Regions from separate parts of the Mus musculus genome. Here all the other regions are linked to region 2. A link is a loop called in an ENCODE intact Hi-C map of the cell type or tissue named here. Cell type or tissue: left cerebral cortex. All regions are shown on one strand.

Region 1 (8,000 bases), 62 kb before region 2:
CTAACCCTGACCTATCCTTCACCCTACCCCCAACCCCCAACCCCCAACCCCCAACCTGAACCTGCTCAACCTTAGCTGTGCCCCCGACGCCATCTAGCACGGTCAGTGACGGCTCCCTTGTTTCCAGGGCATCTGATCTTCAAATCCTCCATTCATCCATCTTCTTGTTGGGCTCTTTGTCCTGACCTTTAGTGGCTGTATTAGCCAGGGATTCTTTAAGAAGCCAGGATAATGGGATGTGGACAGGGACCCAGGCATCCCAGCTTCAGACGGACTACACAATCTCTAGCCCACCCCAAGCCAATGTAAACACAAGTTGGGAAGATACGTACTCGTACTGCATAGCCCCCATCCGGGACACACGCTCAGCCCATCTTAGTCTCACGGGACAGTGTAGGGAGCAAGGGATCCTGCTGCTGGCAGAGCTGAGGCTCAAACCTCGCAGTAACTGCCCAAGATGGACCCACACTCAGCGTACTGAGCGCGGCTTCTATAAGAAAGTGCTGGGTGATTTTGTTTGCGTGACTGCAAAGCGGGAAAGTCCAGATTCAGGCCTCTATAAGAAAGGTTGTGTGTGCCTGAGATCCAAGAGGGAATCAGCTGGAGTCATGGAGGCTGAGGGGACCCACCACGTGCTGTCTGTCTGCAGCCTGAGACCCAGGGAGGCTCCCCAGAGCCAGGGCATCCAAGGTTACCACTCAGGCCCAGATCCAGGAGCTGGGAACTTGGGGGCTGCAGAAGCCAGAGCCTAATAACCTGGAGCTCTGAGACCCAGACAAGACAAAAATGATGGACCCCCAGAAAGACAGAGGGAGAGAGGGAGGGAAGCCCCCACTCAGAAAGACATGGAGAGAGGGAAAGCAGGCCCCTCTCAAGCTTCTGGTTCCATCTTGGACGCCAGCAGGAAATGATGTCCACACTACTGGCAAGGGTCGGCCTTCACTACACCGCCAACTCTTTCCATAGCCACCTTCAGCCCAGGCCCAGGCAGGAGTCACACGTCCCTGTTTCTACCCTGCCAGGTGATGCCTAAATGTAGCCATTACTTTGGGAGAGGGCATTTGGCCACCTTTCTTTGCCCGGGTCTTCCAGCGACACTCTGCTCCCACAGCCAGGTATCACATCCACACCATAGAAAATGCCTTCCTCTCCACAAGGAGTGGAGCCCCAGCAGGAGAGAACCTGGAACCGGATGCCTCTCTCCTTTGCTCCTTCTTCTCAGAGAGGAGAGGTGTAGCCCCCTGAGCACAGACTGCGTGAAGCCTCTACAAGGGCCAGTTCCCGATGGACACCAGCCACATCACTGGCCAGCGTCCCCACACAGGTCTCTCCACTTCCACCCAGATGTCTCGTGGTGGGGGTGGGAGGGTTGTAGCTGGCTAGCTTCCACCGTTATTGTGGTCTGGTTCTCCTTGCTGTGATAAACACCCTGACCAAATTCAGCTTGTGAAAAGGGGGCTGTATTTCATCTCGGAGTATGGTCCATCCCTGAGGAAGAGTCAGGGAAGGAACTGGAGCCAGGAATTGAAGCAGACTGCGCGCAGGAACGCTGCTTTCTGGATTGTTCCCACGGCCTGCTTATCCCGCCCCCTACCTCAGTGGTGGCTCCACCCACAGTGGGCTGGACCCTCCCACCTCAATCATCAATCAAGAAGACATCCCACGGACTTGCCTACAGACAATCTCCTGTGGCATTTCCTCAATTACAATTTCCTCTTCCTTGATATATCCTGGTTTGTGTCAAGTTGACAAAAATAAAAATCCGACCGACACAGTGACCCAGCTCAGACAGGCCTAGAGGATGGTGCCTGAACCTAGAGAAGCAGCAAGGCATGCTGGGAAACAGAAGGAAACCCAAAGGCTCACAGCCGCCGAAGCACTCTCTCTACAAGAACTCAAGGCTGCTCCTGGCCTCAGAAACTGCGCCCAGATCCGGGGCTAGAAGGGGCTACCCCGTACTGCCCACCTATACAAAGCTGCACACTCCCTACAGCTCCTCCATGGGGCCCACCCTCTCCTGCCCACACTCTCTTCCCGAGTCCCACAATGACTGCTGACATTCAGGATACTCCACCCAGTGTGCTCTCTGGTCAAATGGCAAAAATGGACAGGCAGCGGATTCCTCACACTTCCTGATCTGTAAAATTATATTTTAAAAACCATCTATCCTACAAGGCTGATGAGAGGATGAGGCTAATGTGTAATTACAGGAGTTCGGATGCCGACTCCGCCCTTCCAGGCTGTGTGACCTAGGAGAAGTCACTTAACCTCTCTGAGCCTCTGTTACCACCCTCAGCCGTCTCAGAACCAGGGGCGTGTCTACCTCCTGAATCATCTGCACATACTCTGGAAAGATATGGGGCAGCTCACTGATGATATTAAGGCAGGGAGTACCAGCGAGACCCTTGACACAGTCCGTTTGCTTTCATCTGCAAAGATCTGGAGTCTGGAGGCGTGTCTGTTCTTCAGCAGGAGCCGCGGGTTCAAGGCCTTTGCCCATCTGTCTGAATTTGTATTTTAATTGTCATGATGAGAAGGAAGTCTCTGCAAGTGCTTGTGTTCTCTTGCTCTCTCTGGGCTGAGACAAGTCAATACTCAGACGTAACCACTTAGGAGAGCCGCTAACTGGAGCTCTGTCAAGGACACGCAACTATGCACGCCAGTCACTCCCCCCCCCCCCCGCGCGCGCCCCCGATCTACATCTCATAAGGGCAGCTTGCCCTAGAATTATGAGCACAGAAATCAGAGCGAAACGCTTCCCGTTCTATTTCTGGTCTAACAGACCACGGCATGTGGGCAGATCCCAAGGCCAGCACTTGCTCAGGTCTAGGGGAAAAATGGCTCTCCCCTAACACGGAGGGTCGGAGGGGAGTGGCCACCAGGCTCCACCCTGCCCCAGAGGGTCGGAGGGGAGTGGCCACCAGGCTCCACCCTGCCCCGTGAGGTCCAGGGTCCTCACACAGGGCAGTGGCATGGGGGAGAGGAGTGTCCTGGAGGGCAATGAATGGGACACTCGGGCTGCTTCCCTACTGAGGGTGAAACTCGTTAGGTCCCCTTCCGAGCTGCGTGCCCAGGGTTCTGAGACTCAGGCACAGGGGCCCTAAGACTGGGTCGAAAGCAAACCGGCTTCCCTCTGCTGTATGCTCCCTGAAAGGTGCAGAGTCCCAGCCTTTGCCTTGCCCCATGGCTGCACAGCTCTGGGACAGGGTGACTGCTGTATTGCCAGCCCAGCTGGGTCTCATGGTCTCATGGGACAGAGAGATGACATTCTATGGCTGTTCACCTCCCCTACTGTGCCAGGCTTGGGCTCTAACTCACCCAGGTCCCCCAGGAAGGCTCCTGCCGCGCAGCTCCGTACTGGCTGCCACCAACACTGTGGTGCTTCCAGGAGGGACCACACTGGGGACAGAGGCCGGCTGCTGGCAAGGAGCCTAGCCGGAATCCTCACTAAGAAGCACGAGTCCCTGGGAACTCGGGAGACTCGGGGAATGCTGTCTGACACGTGAGGGAGGGCTTAGGGTCGAGCCAGCAAGGACTAAACATTCCAGGACCCAGACGATATCTCCTTCTTCCCCCAGGGGGCGACCTTGCCCTGGGTGCCACAGGAACACTACAGGGGGGGGGGAGAGAGAGAGAGAGAGAGAGAGAGGGAGGGAGGGAGGGAGGGAGGGAGGGAGGGAGGGAGGGAGGGAGGGATCAAAGATTCAAAGGTCCTGTGAAGATCATAGAATAGGGATGTGGGGAGACCTCGGAAAGATTCAGACCTGAGGGGCCACCAGCCATCAGCCTGCATTTTCTCAGGCTGTCCTTGGGAAGGGAATAGAGGTGAGTCTGTCTTGCCCACAGAGATGTGTATGTCCCAGTATGCACCTAGCTGCCCTGGGGAGATGGCTCACAAATGACCCCCACAGACCACAGGATGCCACTGACCAGGGACAGATGTGGAGTCCCAACTCTGCAGAGACATTGCTGGCAAGCCATTGCCTCAGAGGACCAACTAGGTGCCATGGGTGCAGGGGCAGAGGTCAAAACCCATTATTCTTACAGCAGCCTGCATGTTGACCACACTTCTGAAACTTTTTGTATGACCTGCACACCTGAGTCCTAGCCCCCTCCTCTCTGCAAGTGGGGAGCCCTGCACTGCTCATAGTGGTAACACAAACCCCCTTTTGCCTGCCTGTCTGTTTATTCAGGTAGACCTCACAGTCTCAACTTTTTCAGGACACATATTCACAGAAGAACAGGGCTGTATATCCACATGGACAGCCACAGTATCTTCATGAAGAAGTCAGAGCCGATGTGAATTCCCATGAGACAGCAGGCTGAACATCCTACAAGGTCTGGGGGTCAAGTCGAAACAATTAGACCAAGAGGAGACAGGGAAGAGGGGAGCAACAGACTTAGGCTTGGTGGGACATGAAGGCTTCGGATGTTTCATCCAGGGAGTGAGACCACTCCGCAGTGTGTGGAGGGAGTCCAGGCAGTATTGCTTGCAAGCATCTGTTTTCGTGTTTTGGGTACCCAGCTGCCTGAGCCCCAGCAGGCACTGATAATTGGTAATCCAGGTTATTGACTGCTCTTGGCAGGGGGTTGGGCTCCTTCACTCCAGCAGGCTACTCACTAATATCAACAACTGGCTTTCCCTCTGGGGAAGTTGGATGTTCTGAGCTGAATGGCTGCTGGGAACATGACTGAGCAGCAGGTATGGGGCGACTGCTGCTCGGTTAACAGGGACACAGCAGGCCTTCCGGGCAGAGGCGGTTCAGGGAAGGAAAGGGCAGCTCATGATCACTATGACTAAAGTTTGTAGGAAAGAGAGATGAAGGAGGTGTGGCCTCTCCAGGGCCTAGCTGGATGAGCTCCCGCTGAAACTGGGCTTTGAGGCCCCAGGCCCCGCCCACCCGGAAGGCTCTTCCTTGTCTTTCCTTAGGTTGAGAAGTTTGTAGGTGTTTTTCACACAATATAGATCTCTAACAGAATTCCCTTCCCTCTGCACCACATCTCCTCAGCCAATATCAGCCTTCCCTGGATCAAGTCACACAGACCCATGGCTCTGAGAAGCACTCTGTGTTGCTAAGCAAGGGGTGCAAAGTGACAGGAGGGGACCACATGGGCTAACCTTGGCACCCAGGAACACTGAAGTCCTGATCCTGGCACCTGTGGATGGGACATTATGGAAGGCCTATCTCTGTGGCTGGAATGAAGTCGGGAAGTTTGAGATGGGATCTTTCTAGATGATGAGATGATCCCCAAGTCCGTGGGAAGTACAACGCACTGAAATTCACCCCGACTCTGAGTCCACAAACTGGAGTATTAACCCCAACACCTGTGAATGTATACCAGAAGTGGGAGAGTAAGAGAAACCCAGTCTCCCTCAGCTTCAGAAGGAACCAGCCCTGCCCATTGCTGGGGCCCCCTGCAGGGAGATGTCCCTCAACCCCAGCCTCCTGGAGACCTTCATGTGACCAGCTGGCCGGAAACAACACAACTCAAGCAGATCATGGGGAACCCGACACTGTAGCTGGACAAGAAGGACCTCAAGTATGGAAGTGTGCACGGACAGCATCTCTGCCTGTGTGGGATCTCTCCTCCAACAGTGAGGAGGGATGGGTCCTCGGGGGAGAATACAGACCCTATGCAGACCCTACCCTGTCTCCCTGACCTGCCCCACCTCTGCTGATAAGATAGTGCATCTTGTCCTGATCTGAGAAGTTGGGGTGCTTTTCTGTTTATTTTAGGTGATGCTTCAGGAGAGGAAGCTCAGGAAGCCGTTTATTAGTGAATGGACCTTCTGAGGGAATTTCAGTAGCATTCACCTCAATGACTCTCTTCCCAAGCATACCAGTAAGCACCATATTACCCAGGGCTGAGTGGGCCACAGGCACACTGAATAAGTCTGCTTGTGGGTATCGGGTACAAGGTTCACCCAGAGTGGATAAAGGAAGATGAATGTAGGGTCTGTGATCAAGGCCAAATTCCAGCAGACACCCAGACAGCCATGTGTACACAGTTCCTATTGGATCCTGGAAGCTGAGGACAGCCTGACAGCATGCCAGAAGCAAAGGGTCCCAGGCCTAGCTAGGGAAATGCCAGTAACTATACCAAGTACACCCTGCACTGCTCTGAGGTGCCAGCACCCAGCACCCAGCCATCTGCTGCCGAAGACGAAGTCCCAGAACAGAGCAGGGACTTCCAGCTGTGGCACCTGGGTTCAGCACTGAGCACAGCTCGGCTCATCTTCCCTGATCATACTGGAAGGTTATGGGTAGCTGTCCCTGCCCACTGTTCCCCCCCCCCCTCAGTCAGGTTCCCAGTAATGATAAGAGCCCTTTGGGATGTTGGGTAGCTTCCAGAGAAGTTTGAGTAGCAGTGGCTTCTTTCTGTCCTAATGAAGAGGGGCCTCCAGCCATGCAGGGAACACTGGGAAAAGGTTTCTTGTGCCACCTGAGTCCCTGAGTCTTGTCACTTAGTCACTGTTCTACTGCTGGGGGGAGAGACATCATGGCCACCGCAACTCTTATGAAGGAAACCATTTAACGGGCTGGCTTACAGGTTCAGAGGTTTAGTTCATTATTATCATGGCAGAAAGCATGACGGCATGCAGGCAGACACAGTGCCGGAGAAGGAGCTGAGAGCCCTACATCTCCACAGGCAACAGGAAGAGAGACTGACACTAAGCCAAGCTTGAATCTCTGAGACTCCCCAGCGACCACTTCCTCCAGCAAGGCCACACCCGCTAATAGCACCACTCCCTGTAGGCCTATGGGGGTCCATTTCATTCAGACCACCACAGGATCTAATCACTGGGCAAGCAATGGTGGCAGCGACAGGGTCAGCCAAACACAGCCACCACAATCAGACCCACTCACCACACTGACCGGCTCTCTCTACCAGACAGCACTGGACAGGACAGACAGACATGGATCAGGAATCTCTCTGGGTAGGGGCTGAGGTTTGGGCCTTGCCTGTTCAGGGGTTCATAGATACTGAGGGAGGTCTACACCCTACTGTTCTGAGGTGCTTGTAGGTTCTAACACCCTGGTTCATGCTTATCCCAGGAGCGGTCAGGATCCATTTCCTCCTGACGTAGGCAGAAAGCCCTGCTTTCCAGTGTTTGTCTGCTTAGTAACACAGACTCCTAAGCATGTAGATCCTACCCACGGGCTCCTTGTTGGCCCCTTCACACAGCTCTGTCATGTCTGTCAGGCCAGCAAGGCGGGCCTTCTAACGAGCCTCTTCATAGAACAGTGGCACTGCGATCTTTCCGCTTCCCAGGAATAACAATGTGGTTGCATATGATGACATTAAGGTCCATGATAGCAGTCTGCCTGCTGCAGAGGCCAGGGTGAGATGACAGGTAGAACTTGTTCTCAAGGCCCTAAATACAACTGGCAGGGATCTAAAGCTCCAGCAGCATCGTGGGAAGAGTCGTGGATGGGACCAGAGATGTTCTGCGGACTCGGACGGGAAGGGGATCTGCAGCTGTCGGCGTGCCTCTGTACTCTGCGGTCTCACTGAGCTGAGGGATGGGAGGGTTTATCATCTCCTGGTATTTACCTGCCTGAGCCTGGGAAAGGGCACCTGGAGTGTTGAAAGCTGTGGGGTGATGACTCACAGAGGAACAGATGTCACCCACGCCACAAAGCGAACAGCTGCACAGGTAGTACTCTACAGAGGGGGCTGGGCTGGGCTGGGCTGGGCCTTCCGCTGGGATTCAACACCCGGAAGAGGCCAAGAAAGAGGGTGGGGCACACAAGGGGCATCCCTTTGGGGCATACCTTCCCTTCACTGTCTTAGGTCTGTTTCAAGAGGTGGAGGAGGCTGGAGAGATGGTTTAGTGCTTGAAAGAACTTACAGCTCTTCCAGGGGACCTGAATTTGGTTTCTAGTGCCCACGTCAGGCAGCTAGCTCACAATCACCTGTAACTCCAGTCCTGAGAGGACCTGGGGGCCCTCTGGCACTTGAACTCATCATATACACAGACACATACATGATTTCAA
Region 2 (8,000 bases):
TTGGGTGTGTACTGGCCAAAGCTCATTAACTGATGCCCCAGCCCCCAGCCTCTTTTGCACCCACAGACATACATACATACATACACTGATCACAAATCTATCTTCAGGAGAGCTAGACCAGCAAGGATCTATGTTCTTAGAGGGCAGAAAAACACTTGGCCCAAGCTGCAGACAATGAAAGACAAGAGGCACCTGCAGACTGCTACACCAGACAATGCCTTTGCCCACCCTGCCCCTTGGGGCTCCCCTTCGTTCCTCGGGACTCCCCCTCCTCACTCAATGGCACTTGCCCCCCAACCCCACTGCCAGACAGACAGACACCACCTCACTGCTTTCTTCTCCCCCACAACCACCCTTTCTCCAAATACTTAGTACTGCCTCTCAGCATTCTGAACCGATCATGAAAGAAAGGACTAGGAGGGATTGTTTTTTGCGAGCATGTCTGTATTCTAATTGGGAGGAGAAAAAACCTTTAAGCCAAAGGAGTGAATCTCTAATGGTAAAAAATCCAGTGATATGATTCACCCCCAATAAGCCAGGTTGAAGCAGCGACATCTATTTGGAGCAGGAGAACGCCTGAGCCTAAGGCTGGAAACTCTCTCCTGGATTTCAGTGGAAGCACAAAAGCAGGACTTGATAAAACAGGGGCACTGTGCCATGCTGACACAGTTAAGCTCGCACAGGCTTTTCCCATGTGGTCTTCCCAGGAAGCAATGAGGACCGTCAGCCTGTGGACCCTGGGCATCCCCTCCAGCACAATCCAAGATGCTTATGTGTGTGTCACTACATGGCATTACCTCCCTCCCCACTGCATACAGTCCCCACAGCAAGGTGCATGCCCCTGCCCCTTCGCCTTCCCAGCAGCCCCTGGGGCAAATGCAAGCAGGAGCAGAGATGACACCCTGAAATAGCAGATAGCCAGACTCGGGACCATGCCCAAGCAATCGCCCAGAAGGCTAACAACAGGATGGGGAAGGGAACCCAGAGGGTGCAGACCCTATCCCTTCTAGGTCAGTCCCAAAGAAAACATCTGACAAAGGACAATGAGCAGACCAAGAAGATTGTCAAGCCAGCAAGAGAGGCAAAAGTGACAGATGACATCTGAGCAGGCGAATCCCAGCTCTGTACCCAACTCTTTAGTGGAATGGAGGGGATAAAGGAGGGAGAAGTGGCCTTCTGTGGGGCACAGCCATGTTTCTCTTCCCTTCACAAGCCCTGGACCCAGGAAGGAGGAGTGGGAGAAGGGAGAGGAGAGGGGTGGGAGGGGCACAGGACCTGACTCTCACAAATTACAATTTCAAACACTACTCTCCGCTCTGGCCTCTTCCCTGGTACCCAGAGAATTTGGGGGACCCCACAGACCCAGAGAATTTGATTTATGGCTCTTTCCATCATCCTTGGATCCTTTTGTAAAAAGTGAGGGGCCAGAAGCGCCTTCAAGCTATCTCCCGCACCTGCCTGCCCCACTTAAATCAGGCCATCTGCCCACAGCTTGGTCACTACCACCCTGCTCCAATGAACGTAGGGGACCATTCTCAGCTTACTAGGGATCCCCAAGTAGGCCCTCATGGCCTACCCTGAAGAAACATCACATACTCCTGTGTGACGTTGGCTGGGGTGCAGTTTGCCGCCATGGTGAGCGTTCTCAGCAAATGGACCAATCCCTACAGCTGGTCTGACCCTCCCCCCTGACACGGGTGGGCTCTGACAGGGGCACACTGTGGCCTGACTGATACTCCAGGCAGCTTAGCTGAGTTACATAACAACAGCTCCCCACTAGCACTTCATGAGTCACCAGCCCCTTTGAATTCCTGGAAGGGGTCTTTGAGGAGGAATAAGCCTGGTTTGCACTCCACTGCTCTGGACTCACAAACCCCTAGCCTGTCTCCCCCTAGGTCTGCCAGGCAGGAGGCAAGCAAAACCCTCTCCAGCCAGACTTCAAACGCAGGAATCTAGATCAAGGATATATTTGGCTTTCTGAGCTAATCTTTACATCAATTTGGTCTCTACTGACTTGTAACCCTTTGAAGCAAACCCAGCAACTGTGTATCACAACCATGTGACTCTCTCGTAACCCCTAAAGAAAAGCCCCAGGCTCAAGAGACCCACAGCTTGGGGCTGCAAATCCATAGGCTGTATGGGAACTCAGGCTCCCATAACGTGCTGAACATCCGTTTACTTCCCAAAGAATGCTCAGGGCAATGCCTGGCAAACACCCTGCTTTTGTTGGGGGTCAGAAATTGTCATTGGGGGGAACTAACCCCTAAGTGACCCCAGCCTAGGAGGATCCAGACACACAGAGGACTGAACAAGCTAACCAGCTACCTCTGATCTCGAGGGACCAGAGGTAGACATCTCAGGGAGAAGCTTGGAGCTGCTTGTGAGCTGTGAGCTCTTGTTCTTCCTCCAAGGCAAAGAAGCAGAGGAATAAATAAATGAACAGAGACAGGCAGGGAGGGGGCGTCTACTACCAACTCCTCCATTTGGCCCAAGGATGAAAGTGAGGGGTGGGGTGCGCCCATGTTGCTGGAAGCGTTCCACTACCTTCCAAATTTACCGTTTAGTCCGTCGTTATTGTCCAGATGAGTATCATGGCCTCTGACCCTAGATGGATTCCAGTTGCAATCAATTTAGTAACAGCAGCTGGAAATGAGAGCGAGCCAGCATTCACCCGGTGCCCAGTGTTTGCGGACAAAGCATTGACTCCATCCACTAAAGCCTGGCTGCACAGCCCCAGCTGCTGGGGGACTTTATGCTGGGGCTGGTGACAGCAGCCCTGTGGATCCCTGCCGGGAAGCCCAGACACAACACAGCACACACTGGAAAGGCTTGAGAAAACTGTGAATTGTGTTCTTAACGTACTCAGGGCCTCCCTAGCAGAAGGGATGCTGAAAGAAAGCTCGCTTGCTCGCTTGCTCGGTGTTAAGAGACAGGAATGGCTCTGAGGAACATAGCCAGGGTTGAGTCTTTGACTGTCTACCTGATCCTAAACAGAATCTAGCAAAAGCTTCGGGTGCCTGTTCCCAGCTACTCCACACAACCCCAAGAGGTCATGGTCTCCTCAGGTCAGACTCAGAGGCAATGGGCTACCAGAGCCAGCCAGATCTGGGGACCTGGGTTGCCTGCTGAGTAAGCACCCCCTCCCCCGCCGCTGCTCTCCCTCCCCCTGCTCTCCATCCCTCGCCCCCCCCTCCCCCGCCTTGAGTGCTCAGAGACCCAACAGCTAAGCAAGCCCAACTCTGTCTGCCTTTGCTTTAGAACCCAACAGCTAAGCAAGCCCAACTCTGTCTGCCTTTGCTCCTAAAGCAGTGAGGCTCAGTGTACAGCTCAGCTCAACTACCGCAGATGTAACCAAGCCTGGGTCAGAGTGGGAGCAAGGAAGCCCCTCCCTCGGCGTACAGGGAGCTTCCTTTCCCCAAGCAGAATGAGATGCCTTCTGCCACCTCTGCTGGAGGTGGTACCTGTCCTAACCAAGCTCAAAGCCTGACAGCAAGATGCCCAGTGCTCATCCATAGTGCAGTGGGGAGCAGTTAGCAAGCAAGGATGAAGAGCTACAAGGGAGAAGTGTAACTCCTAGGCTTGGGCTCCGTGTGCCCCGTCCAGAGGAAACAAAGCCGTCTCGATCCTCTGATACAAACACAGGGCTAGCTTTCCTATTAGAACTGCAGAGAGTAGCCGCCCTTCCTCTGGGGTATATGTGTAGAAGATCACGCACACTAGCATCTGGCAGGGAGGGATCCTAAAAGGCCAAACTTCAAAATCAGTAACAGAGCCATGTCTGGAAGTCTGGCCATGTCCCTGCACAGTTATTCTTGTTCTGTGGTAACTGTGAATTTTGAGCCCCAAAGGAGGTTTCTCTGCCTGGCATTTGTTCTCTCCCTATTATCAAAATGCACTGCCCTTTCAACCTAACAACTTGTGCAGGTAAGTTGCCACTGGCAAGCAAGTGCCAGACTGCTGCATCTAGGAGCTCAAGCTGCCTCTGGGCAGGGAAGGAATCCCACTGGGTTGCTCTGGAAGCCTTGGGATCTAGCTGAGCCCTGGGACAGTCGGAAGCAGAAGGGGAGACAGACAGACAGACAGACAGACAGACAGACAGGGCATCTAGATCAGGCTCATGTCAGAAAAGATGTCCTTGGTTAGTTTGGTCCACACCCCAGAATTGCGGGAACCTAAATCTTAGCACAGCCCACTGAAAGATTCAGGCCCAGCCGGTGCCCCACACAGAGCAGATCGCAGATCGGCCCGATTATTAACCTCTTAAAGTCCACAGCGCAAACAAACCCAGCCACCAGGAAAGGGGATGCCAGTAATGACGTGACAGTCTTCCCTAGATGATGCTGACCAGCATGTATTCCTGGGCGCCAGAACCACTCGCAAATCAAGGACAGCTAGAAAACACTCTCATGCCAGTCTCCTTCAGACTTCTCAAAATCAGGTCGCGCGCATGTTCCTCCCTCCTTTGGCCCCACTTTCTCCCCAGCTTCATGCTGGTGGGGGTGGGTGACTGAGGCAGTCTGCTCCAGCAGCCACCGACCCCTTGTATCCTCAACACGGGAGCGCAGTGCATCCCAGTGGACAAACACTAGAAGCGCAAGCAGCCTTTCTCAGCTTCCATTTGTGATGTTCAACCTGGGTCCCAAATCCCGACCCAGGCGCAGCAGCTCTGGCCAGAGACCCCCTTACATGAAGGCAAGGGTAGTAGACACTGTGCTCTGTAAAGGGGGCAACTGCGTTCTGGGGACCCCAAGGCAGGATCCAGAGAAGCTTGAGCGACTCGGTAGGTGGGCAAAGTTTGCAGAGAAGGGTCTTTCTGGTCCGCCCCATAACCGCACTGGGCTTGAGTTCCTACTGGCCCGGAAGGTCCCGGACACAGACAAGCCCTGTGTGCCTGTGAGAGGTGCTTAGAGGCAGTTGCCTGTTGTCGCTTCCCCAGAATCCAAAAGCTCTCCAGACCCAGCTGTCTGCCAGCTGCGTGCGACCTTCTGCCCGGAGGTCACCCCAAAGCAGCTGGGTCGGCAGCTGTGCTCCTACTACACTTCAGTTCAGGGGCCCAGGGGCCCTAGGAACGGAGAGAAGGGCTGACGGAGCGGCTGTAGGGTTCTGGGCTTCTCCAACTCCACGGCAAAGCTGCTCGAGAACTGGGAGGGCCGGTGGCTCTCCCTGGCAGATCCAGCGTCAGCCCCGGCCCCCGAGTCCACCGCGCCCAATGGCCCGCAACTCGCGCCGGGCTCCGGAGAGGAGCCGCGCCGGGGCCGCCGGCCAGGACACTGCGCTGCTGGCGCCCTGGGCAGCGGGCGCGCCGGCCAGCCCCGCTGCCAGGTTACTGGGGCAAGCGCCCCTACCTCGACCCCACTCGACTCGCGGAGCGTAGGAGAACGGCCGCTCCCTGCCTCTCTCTGTCCGGCCTCAGGGACCAGCAGGCGGCCGCGCTCCGTGGCTTCGGGTGCACCACGCGGGCCGCCTCGGGGAGGCGAGAAGCCGTGCCTCGGTTTGCAACAGTGAGCAGCAGCCCAGCCTAGCGCCCACGCACCACCCCCCCATGCACCCTGCCTCCAGCCGGGTCGCTCACCTGAGTCCTAAAAGCTGTTGGATCCACATGGTCACGTTTCAGGGAACCCAGCCTCAGACCTTGCTTGCCCCAGCCATCTGCGCGGCGCCCGCGCCCGCTCGCTCCGGTCCCGTGGCGCCGCTCTTCGGCTTCGGGCCGCCGCCGCCACCCGCCGCCCGCCGCCCGCCGGCCGCGGGGCGCACAGCGAGTCAGAGCGCGGCCGCGCGGGGCTCCATGCCGGCCGGCGCGCCGCCGCCGAGGGGGCGCATGGCTCAGGCGGGCCGGCCCGCGGGGACGCACATCCTCCCGCCGGCTCTCGGGGCGCGGGGCCCCCACCGCAGGCCACACGGCGCGGGCGGCAGCGAGGCGGGCGCACTCCGGGTCTGTCGCCGGCCGCGAGGGTCCGAGGAGCGGGGCTTCGTCCTCCGGGGCGACGAGTAGCGAAGCGGGCGGCTCCGCAAGCCGTGCGAGGATCTAGCCTGCAGCCGGAGCTGCGAGGCTGTGATCGGTGTTGCCCGGGGGTTGAGAAGATCGCCCCTCTGGCCCACGCGGGTCGCCTCCACGCGCCGCCGGGTCGAGGGGCCTCTGTCCCAGGTTCTGACACCGATCAAGTTGCTGGAGAGCTCCGTCTAAGCGCTCGCTCTGCAGACAGCCGCGGCCCGGAGACTGCCAGAAGGCGGGCAGGGGAGGCGCGGGGCGAAGAAGCGTGGAGCGCGGGGCGTGGGGACGCGCGGCGGCGCCGCCGCGCGGAGGAGGCGCGCGGGGATCCCGGGCCCCGCCGCCCGCGCCCACCGCGCCCTCCGCAGAGCCGCCCGCGCCGCTCGGCCGCCTCCCTCTGCGCGTCTGCCTCCAGAAGCGCTTGCCCCCGCCTCCGCGAACGGGTCCCAACTCCGCCCGCCGGGCCCGGCTCACGTCACCCTCCTTCCCCGCCCCTCAACCTGGAGTCGGAGCCCCCAACCCGGCCGGTCGGCTTAGCTTGCCAGCCCACCTCGCTGGAGCTGGACTGGCGACCTGGGCTCTGAGTGGCCTGGGCGGCGCCAGAGAGAAGAACCGGGCCCACCCCTTCCCCATCCCTGGCCGCGTCCGGGTCTCCACCTTGGGAAAGGCTCGAAAGAGGCCGCAGGCTCCGATTGGACCGCCCGGCGCCGCCGGATGGTGTTGCCACGGTAACCAGATGGCATGCGAAGCAGTTAAGAGGTTCGGACCCTGTTCTAAGTACGCCCATTGAACGCAGAGGGCTGATTTGGGGAGAGGAGGTTCTCATGGGACTGGGGAGCTGAGGCTGTGCGAAAAGTTTCCTCCTGCGGAGCTGCACGGCGCAGGCGATGCGAGAGGCTGGGGAGGGTCCTCCTGGGGAGTCTCCCCACTGCCTGGGCCTGGCCTCTCTCCAGGCAGATGAAGTTTCAGCCTTTGGTTGGAGCATGCTTCTGCCCGGTTATTCAGTCTCCAGCGCAGTTCCCCCTCCTTCTTGGTTTTATGGCATCTGCTGTCTTCGCAGAGCCAGGGAGTTCTGAACCTGGCACTCCCAGACATCTTGCCCACTCTCCCACCCAGCACTCCCTGGTGCCTACCTGGTTAGTTGTGTCTGCATGTCCGGTTAGTGAAAGACAGGCTTTCTGTGGTCCCCTTTCACTGAAAGGAGTGACATAAAGGCAGAGGATCCCACGGAGGCCTTAGCTGCCTAGTCCCTGAGGAACTGTAGGAACAAAAGCCAGCTCTCAGCTCCACACATAGTGGGGAAGAAATGCAAAGCCAGGGGCCTTAGAAATGAGCTTCAGTCTGCGGTCTTCCTGCTTGGACTTTAGAGTCAGAGCCGGGAAGGTAAAGAGAGGCAACTGGGGACTTGCCAGGGTGCTGCAAGCAAGTGACTTCAGCCCAGCAGTTGCCCCCCTCAGGAGAGAGAGGGTGAGGCCTCCCTGGGAGGGTTGCTGGGGGGGGGGGAGGAGCCAGTCTTCCTGGGATTCACTGTGCACCCAGGCAGGTCCTTTTCCCTGAGCCTCCAGTCCAAGGTTTTTGGCAGCCAGAGATTCTCCCCACCCAGGCTGGACAGGACAACATGGTTCTGTTTTCCCTCTCAGGCCCTAAAGAAAGTATCTGGGAGCAAGGTAGCATGGTTGCAAGAGACTGAAGTTAGGTATGGGGTGCTACTGTCTTGGGGTCCTATGTCTATTACGCAACCTCTCCGACTCTTGGCTTTCTCATCTTACAAGACCCGTTTCCGGTGCTTTCCCTCAGGAGGTTTTAATTAGGACTAAATGAGTTGGCCCAGCGCACGTGCAGCTGCGACTAGCTGTGTGCCAGTCTGTCGTCCAGAGAGACACCCAGGTGACTCAGCGCTTTGAATGCCTGGTCACTTCTGGGTCCTCTTCCCGCAGAGCCCTGGTCCTGGGGGTTGGAGGGAGATGATCTTACAAAGTAAGGAGGCAGGGAAGTCCTAGCGGACGGAGCA
Region 3 (8,000 bases), 110 kb before region 2:
TGGAAGGAGCATGAGGGCTCATGTGCGTCAGGCTAACCCTTATAAAAGAGTGTAGTGGGCAATGGATGGAGACAGAAAAAAATGTGGATCTTGGTGCCAGTTTGGAATGAATGACAGGGAACTTCCAACCTGGGTGTGGAAATGCTGTGGTCTAGCCTCAGCCCTGTATCCCCATCTTGTCTTCCAAGAATTTTAGAAGATCCTAGACACCTGGGAGAAGGTAAAAGATCTAACCCTACCTGTCTCTTTTAATACATTTTTCATGTCTCTCTTTTCTGTCAGTCTGTCTCTCCCCCTCTCTCCCTCTCTGTAAGCCTGTGTCTCTCTGTCTCCCCCTTCCCCCTTCCCCTTCCCCCCTCTCTCCCTGTCCTTCTCTCCTTCCCTGCTTCCCCAGTTCTGGAGAGCCAAAATAGAGACTGTAGCAGACGTACTCACTTTACGACTAAGCTGATGAGCTGGACATGGTCTCACAAGATACCAGAAAATGAATGAACACTGTCAATGAGCGCCTGCAGAGAGAAAGCTCCCAGAAGCCACAGTGCCCCTGGGAGACATTTGGGCATGCTTAAGAACCTAAGAAGGCAAGATCAACAGTAACAGTAACATGACTTCCTAGAGCCAAGGAGCTCCAGAGGAGTTGGGGTTGACAGAAGTGTAGCTAGACTCATGATGGGAAGGAAGTACCAGAAACACATGGAAGAAACCTTCTCCTTGTCCTATGAGGAAGCTACCCCACCATACCTGTCTCTGAGTGTCCTTGCCATGCTGAAGTAAGTGGTATGACATGCTTAGGCCTACCTCGGACCTATCTCAGGATGGTGAGCCCAGGAGATCAGGAGGTTTCCCTGGGCCTGCTGAGAAATCTCATCTTAGTGTTTAAAAACAAAAGTAACCACTTGTGGGTTTTAACTACTCCAAAGTGATACCTCATGTGTGGAGATTAGAAGTGACTAAACCTAGAGACAGATTCCATTGGCCTTGCAGAGAGATGGCTTTTGAGAGCCAATGCTAATTACGTCAAAAGTTGTAGAGGGGGCACTGCGCAGTCTGTGAAGAGCCAAATGACTTGGAAGCCTGTAACGGTGTGAAGCTAAAACGTTACGACTCAAGTGGATATATGGGTTTATCCACATCTCAAGTGGATATTTAGGGACATTACCTTTGACTTACCTTGGTAAGAACAGCAGTTAAAGTAGACAGCCAGAGAAAACACAGACAGACAGATGGGTGTCTAAGGGTGCTAGTAAGATGTAGGGTATTTATTAGTAGGCTCGATTATAGATGTGAAGGGCAGAGTGGGGACCACTCACACTTCAGGGTACTGTCCCTCAACTCCCCAGATATGTGAGACACCGGAGTCACACGCTGGGCCTCAACCCACAGTCCTATAGCTGAGTGGACACCTCATGGCCATATTCTTCTCTCCCATAAATCTACTTCCTGTTTAAGGGCAAGGAGGTGAGGAAGCCACTCAAGATTAACATAAATCATCAGTGTATCCCCTGGATTTGGCAGCCTTGCTTTACTTTGGCAGTGACCGGGCTGGACTGAGCTCTGTGGTGCAGTATGCACACACACTTCTGCAGTGTGCACATACACTTCTACCTAATTGGTCCCCAGGACCCTGCTCTGGGTGTATCAAAGGAGTTACCACGGGCTTATGAGGGCTAGAGGTTGTTCTAACCTTCCCTCTGACTTTTGGTATCTTAGGAACTCTGAGTTCAAGACACCAGAGTCCAACCTTGTGCTAGGGCTGATGTTGAGTGTGGGTAGAGATGACTCTGCAGCTACTATCACCATCCTCACTGACTGGGCTTGCTCTGCAGCTCAGAAAGTCCCTGGCTTGAGCACCGGCCCCCCACTGCTAAAGGATGCTGTCAACCCTGCCTTACCTGCTCACCCAGGGCTAACACAACCCCAAAGCCCACCTCTGATGGAAATGCTTGAGGCCAGTGGGAGGAACGGGAGCCAGGTGACGTGCAGAGAAGACGCACATTTCAGCATCATGCAGGAGAACCCTGTGACCCCGGAGCTGCAACATGCCAGTGGCAAGTGTTTGCATTGTTTTGCTTTGGGGGCAGGGATGGAAAAATAAAAATGAAATCCAAAAGAAACATCTTCCAAATTTTTGAGTGATTTGTGGACACAGTACTTAACACGTCTGAATTGTAAAGGCACCGTTGCCCTCCACCATCGGACCCTTTTCACTTGCCCAGGGACATACGAAAGCTAGCTCCACCAAGCACATTTCGCATCAGGTCGATTCCAGAGGACAGAGTCCTTGGGAAGAAGCAAGTGTTTGTCTGTCTGTCCTCAACCTTTCACCTTGTCTGCAGTCTTTCCTGCATTCTCCTGCTGCTACTGACTCCTATCTGGGCCATGCCGAGAAAACACATTCTCTGAAGAAGATCCCCTGCACCTGACCTAGCCCCTGGTCTGTAATGCACAGGAGTGTCAGGCTGTGGGTCTGTCGGTGGCTTAGCCATTCAGAGCCCTGGCTGCTCTTCCAGGGAAGCAGGTTTGATTCCCAGTACTCACAGAGAGGCTCACAAACATCTGTAACTCTGGTTCCATGGCTACTGTCTGCACATGGTACACACACACACACACACACACACACACACACACACACACACAAGCAACACACACATACATACTTATATATACACACAGACAGACAGACAACACACATATACATACATACATACATACAGGCAGTGCACACACACACACACAATTTTGAAGAGTGTGAAACAGGTCCACAGGCCCCTCCCAGCACCTGCTACTGGGATCCTACGGAGATGGGTTGCAGGGAGATGCCTACCTTGGGCACGGCAGTAATTCCAAACCAGGGAGTATGATGCGGGTTTTCTAGGAGACATTCTGTCTATGACCCAACAGAAGTCCCAATGTAGCATCTTAATAACAAACATCACTGTGCCCCCCGTTTCTCCAACCTTCCTGGTCACACTTGACCCAAGAAAAAGCCCAGCATCTGTTCGGCAATAGGAGGAGGAGAAAGTTTGTACCAGAGCATGGCCCACAGGAGCCACCAGAGCTGGGCACACACAGAATCATTGAGTTTGGATCTCTCCTGGGCTCCTGAGTGCATCCCCGACACAAGCACACACCGTGTACGGATATATTCCTTTAATTATGGAACTGTAAAATCTCTTTAGTTCAGTCTATGCTTGTATGACACAAATGTTCGAGAATCTGCCACCCACCCAACCTGGTTCTCAGGCTCACTCGTTGGCAGTCGGCTGCGTGAGCGCGTGTGGCTGTTAGCATCCTCAGACAGTTAAATGAAGAAATGCAGCACTGACCGTGTGTGTGAACACAGAGAGAAAACCACAGCATTCTTAATTCTGGCCCAAGTGATAAAGCCACACATGAGTACCGTTCGGCAAGTGTCTGACGGATGGAAGTTGTCACGTAAGGGCTCGTCCTCTGGGTTGAGGCTGTCTCCCTGGACGACCTGCAGAACGGCTTCTCCAATATATGCATATAAATGCTTGTATGTTTGTATGTGCGGGTGCGGGTGCGGGTGCATGTGTGTGTGTGCTGCGTGTGATGTGATTTGCCAAAGTACAAAACACAGGTTTATTTCTGTTCATACTAAGCATGTTAAATAAATCAAGTTTTGTGACTAGAACACAATTCTTTTTTTCTTTTTCTTTTTAAAAAGGAACATTGAAGATCTTCAAAAATTGCTACAGTACAAAAAAAGTGTGTGTGTCTGTGTGTTGGTATTTATATATTTATATATGTATATTAACCAGAAATAGTGACTCTACCGGAAGTGATCCCCACCCCTGTCCTCTGTTAAGATCTCTCCACGTGGTTCGCTGGGCTCGGCTCCTGCCGAGCTTCCGGGTCATTACATGGCACATAGTGGTATTATTGGCACAGGTTCAGAATCGTGGTGCGAGTCCCAGGCGTCGGGAGCTGTCTCCTGTCCTTCTCTGCATGGCATTCTCTGCCGTCTCCAGTCCGCTTCTTGCGTGTCTTCTTTCTGCTCTCCGGAGAAAACTCTGGGAGACGGGAGCGCCCCTAGGCACGAGCAATTTTACAAAAATAGATTTGGCCTTGGGTGTCCTGCTCAGCTGAGTTCCCGCGGGCAAACAGAAGCAGCGGGTGCGGGACCCTCCCCTTAGATAGTTTAGGTTTAGGTTTTATAATTTTTTTGTTTTGTTTTGTTGTTTTGTTTGTACAAGTTCACCAACGGAATCCTGTGGAGGCAGAAAGGAAGAGAGTAAATAGCAGCAGCCCCTGGGGCACAGGGAGGCTCACTGCCCACACAAAGCCCAAATATACCCACTCCGGTGGTTGCCAAGGATTGGTGGGACCATGATGGAAGGCTTCAGCCCTGTGTGCAGAGCCTACCGAGAAAAGCTGGACTCGTGGCAGGAGAGGAAAATACAGAAAGCCTGAGGAACACAGGAAAAAGAGCTGCTTCCCTGGCATCTGACTGAAGTCTCTCACTAGCAAATTACCCACCCTTAAGGCCTTCATTCTCCCAGGCATGCGTCTACATGTTCTAGGCGTCTTACCCGAGACGGTACAGGGGAAGGGCATGTTCTAAAGGCCCTGTGCAACCCCAGCAGCTCCTGGTTTGAGCTGACTAGATAGTAATCTCATCCCAGGCACCCGTGGAGCCAAGCCGTCGCCTTATTATCAATGAAAGAAACACAGGCAGAGGACAGTGGGGTCCCAGAAACATGTTGCGTACCAAAATCCCCCAAAAGCTGCCAAATGCCGATCTACAGCCTTCTAGTTGAAATACGACTCGTTCTTTGAGAAGCCCAAACCCACACTCCGGTGAGTGTCTTGACTTCTTCTCAGTATTTCTTTTCACTGTCAATACTGAGTTCAGGAATCTTTAACAAAACTCCCAACTCAGCTTAGGACACCAGCCAGCGCTGAAATCCTTTTCAGCGTTAAAGACATAGACTCTGTGGTGGTCTGAGTTCACCACAGGAGCAGTCGAGCTGCTGGGGAGGCAATGTTGAGCTGCCTCCTCAGGAACACATCACCCAAGCATGCCTGCCACTGGCTAATACTCCCTCCATGTTCCTCCTCCCTCTCTAACCCGTGGACGGCAGAGATTTGCTTGCTGCACCTATAACACAGGAAGGAGCCTATGGGGTCCCTTTCCATCCACCACCACCTACAAGTTCACTTGGACCAAGACTCAGGACAGACTTCTAGATCCTGAGTCCCCCCAAGAGAGAAAGGGGACCTGGTTATGTGCAGGAGCGGCCAGTGACTGCAGCATCCTTCAGCAGCCTGGTCAGGAAAAGGCACCCAAACCTGTCTGTGTGTGAGCAGCAGTAAGTGGCAGCCCAGAGTTCCAGCCAGTGAGAGTCCCTGGACATGAGGATGTATTATTACATCGCAGCCATAAGCGATCTTGCTGAGTGCTGTGTGAGTTCTGGGGCAATGTGTGTGGGCTTCCATTGCCCCTCAGGGCTCTCACTAGAAACACCCATCCCACAACTACAGGCCTCTAAGACTCTCAAGCAGAAAGGGGACTTCCTCCACACCTGTAGATGACACAAGCCAAGAAGCCAGGGCTCTCGGGACCCTCAACGAAGGTGACACGATGTGACATGAGTGCTGGTGCTGCCCCGCAGGTCCCAGGCCCAGAGAATGGCCAAACTGGAAGATCCGTCACAGAGAGTTTCGAACCTTCTAGGGACATACAGCCCTGGAAGCAAGCTGGCCTGGGAGCTGGGTGAAGAGTCCCCATAGCTGCAGGAAGCATGGGTATGGGACTCAACTCTCCCAGGAGACTCCGGTGGGATACCCTTTCTCCTGACTCAACAGTGGTAGACTTTGAGCACTGACCTTTCCAGGAGACACATGAAGGTTTCATCCTGGATTTGTGGGTGGGGCTGTGAGGACCCCTGTTTGCTCCAAGAGCCCCACACTTGTCTCTCCAGTGAGGCGGAGAAGAGGACTGAGGTGCTAGCCCCTTCCCTATGGTCCCAGAATGGACAACAGAAGCCCCTTGTACAACCCTCTGTCTAGCCTGCCATCTCCAAGAGGTGCCTATTGGGCTACTCTATGAGGCCTAAGTTGAAGCATCCACAATGCTTCTGTGGGGTTATCGATCTACTGCAGACCTCAGTCAACCTTTCGAAAAGAATGGGGACCTCGGGTCATGTCAGCACACAGCTCCTGTTGGTGGAATATTCCCTGAGCTATATCTCCATATTCAGGGATCAATAGGAAAAGGGTTTCAAACAGAGAAGTAATTTAAGACAGCAAGAGCCATCTTGGGTGCGCATTTTCATTTGAACTTTGTGGAAATTTAAAAAAAAAAAGTACTCTGCGAATCCACTCATGTGGGGGACCCAGGTTGTGCATTTAAACAGGCAGATGGTGGGGGTGGCTAGAGTGTGCGTTTGTACAGTCAGTAGGGATGCCAAGGCCAGGGGGGCTGCTAGTATCCAGTGGGAAGTTTTCCTGGGAACAGTCTGACACAAGTAATGCTGCTGATACAGTTAACACTGAAGAAGGGTTAAGAGTAAGGTCTCAGTGGCTGAAGGACCTGCTGTGTGAGCGTGAAGACACAAGCTTGGATCCACAGAGCCACATACAAGATGGGCACTGCAGTGTGGGTCTATAATCCCTGTGCTGGGGAGACAGAGGCAGGAGGATCCCTGGGTCCCCAGTAAGGATACTGGCCTGCCAGCCTAGCAGAATTGGTGTGCTCGGGTCAGTGAGGGTCTCTGTCTCAAAAAAATATGGTAGCAATTGACAGAGGAAGACATCCAACATTGACCTCTGGCCTCCACAAGCATACAACCACAGAAACACATAGCTACTAACAACACACTACACATGCACATAAACACCACACCACACACACATACAGAGAGAGAGAGAAAGACAGACAGACAGACAGAGACAGACAGAGAGACAGAAAGAGAGACAGAGACACACAGAGAGACAGCAAAGTTAATTGATATTTTTATTAGGTCTATTTTTCTACAATTATATACTCGTTTTAAACAGGTTCACTAAAGGCTGGCCTGGTAGCCTAGGTTGGTATAATCAGGGTGACTTAGGTCTCCCTCTTCTCTCTGTCTCTCTGCCTCTGTCTCTGTCTCCCCCTCCCCCCTTTTTTGAGACAGTGTTTCTCTATCCAGCCTAGTCTGGGCAGAAGCTGTACATTATTGTTATTGTTGCAATATTGTTATTGCAACACGCCTGGCCTGCTGCAGCGTCCTGAGTGCTGGGAACCGAGGCAAGCTCTGCCAAACCTGCCTCTAAAGTTGGCTGTAAATCATAGGGAGGCTTCACCTTCAGGAGAGAGGCTCCCAAGGAGGAGGCTGACCCTTGATCCTGAACTTAAACAAAGCAAGGCTGAAGGGACAGCCCTACCCACTCCCTACCAGCCTTCTAGATACTTCTATGTTCTCCATGCTGGCTCCTCCCACCTACCTTCCCTCCACCGTGTCCCTCCCTCTCTCCTCTATGCAGACATACCCTCAATTTCTATCTGTCTTGCTTCCCGGGTGTAAGAGAGTTTCCTGGAATTTTCAGCCAGGCATGCATAGCATTTCCCTGGCAACAGGACCCTCCCTGAGTACAGGTCTGCGATGGGGGTCACCTCAGGCTGGATGGTAGAGCCCGGTGACAGGGGCCATCCTTTGTTAAGTGATTATATGGAACCACACAGAAAAGGAACTCTCCTCCAAGCCCACAGGGCAGGGTCACTGGGAGACCAAGACAGTGGTGAGATGGCCATTGTAACAGCAGCACTGGCTTTCTGCAGAGAGTAGAGGAGATTCCAGACAATGTCAGGGCATCATCCCAGCCTCAGGTCAGGGAGGGAGGAGAGATGAGAAACCTGCCCTGAGCTCTCAGCCCTGCTGTTCTCTAGTTCTGGCTTACAGTGGAGGGGTGGGGTCTCTGGCTGCAGAGGCTCAGTGCAGGAGCCTCTTGGCCCTGAGTTGGAGAAAGACCACAGGCCCAGGGGAAGGATGCAG

What was found. Peaks named below come from ENCODE experiments on the same cell type or tissue, not always from the same donor. Only the 100,000 strongest peaks of a DNase experiment are listed, where the experiment ranks them.
Region 1: it touches region 2 in a loop (4-fold over the local background); 6 of 42 quality-filtered maps call a loop at or near these places.
Region 3: a loop joins it to region 2, with 5 times the contacts of the local background. A loop is called at or near these places in 2 of 42 quality-filtered maps.

Annotation. Positions count from the first base shown.
Region 1 is chr4:153,414,666-153,422,665 of GRCm38, forward strand. All of the region lies in intron 2 of Ajap1 (adherens junction associated protein 1), which reads right to left. Among named protein-coding and RNA genes, the nearest start is that of Ajap1, 64 kb to the right of the region's middle. In left cerebral cortex, a CTCF peak has its summit at 3,546 (motif pointing right); DNase peaks (open chromatin) are centred at 1,606, 2,686 and 3,434; H3K27ac peaks cover 709 bases.
Region 2 is chr4:153,476,557-153,484,556 of GRCm38, forward strand. It overlaps Ajap1 (adherens junction associated protein 1), which reads right to left and starts at 6,274. Exons shown (of 6, transcript NM_001099299.1): 1 at 5,573-6,274. The coding sequence starts at 5,601. In left cerebral cortex, a CTCF peak has its summit at 4,585; DNase peaks (open chromatin) are centred at 670, 1,590, 1,716, 1,948 and 13 more places; H3K4me3 peaks cover 5,221 bases; H3K27ac peaks cover 6,705 bases.
Region 3 is chr4:153,370,086-153,378,085 of GRCm38, forward strand. Ajap1 (adherens junction associated protein 1) reads right to left here. Exons shown (of 6, transcript NM_001099299.1): 6 at 3,136-4,232. Among named protein-coding and RNA genes, the nearest start is that of Ajap1, 110 kb to the right of the region's middle. In left cerebral cortex, no CTCF peak of the experiment used is centred here; DNase peaks (open chromatin) are centred at 3,236, 3,976 and 4,338.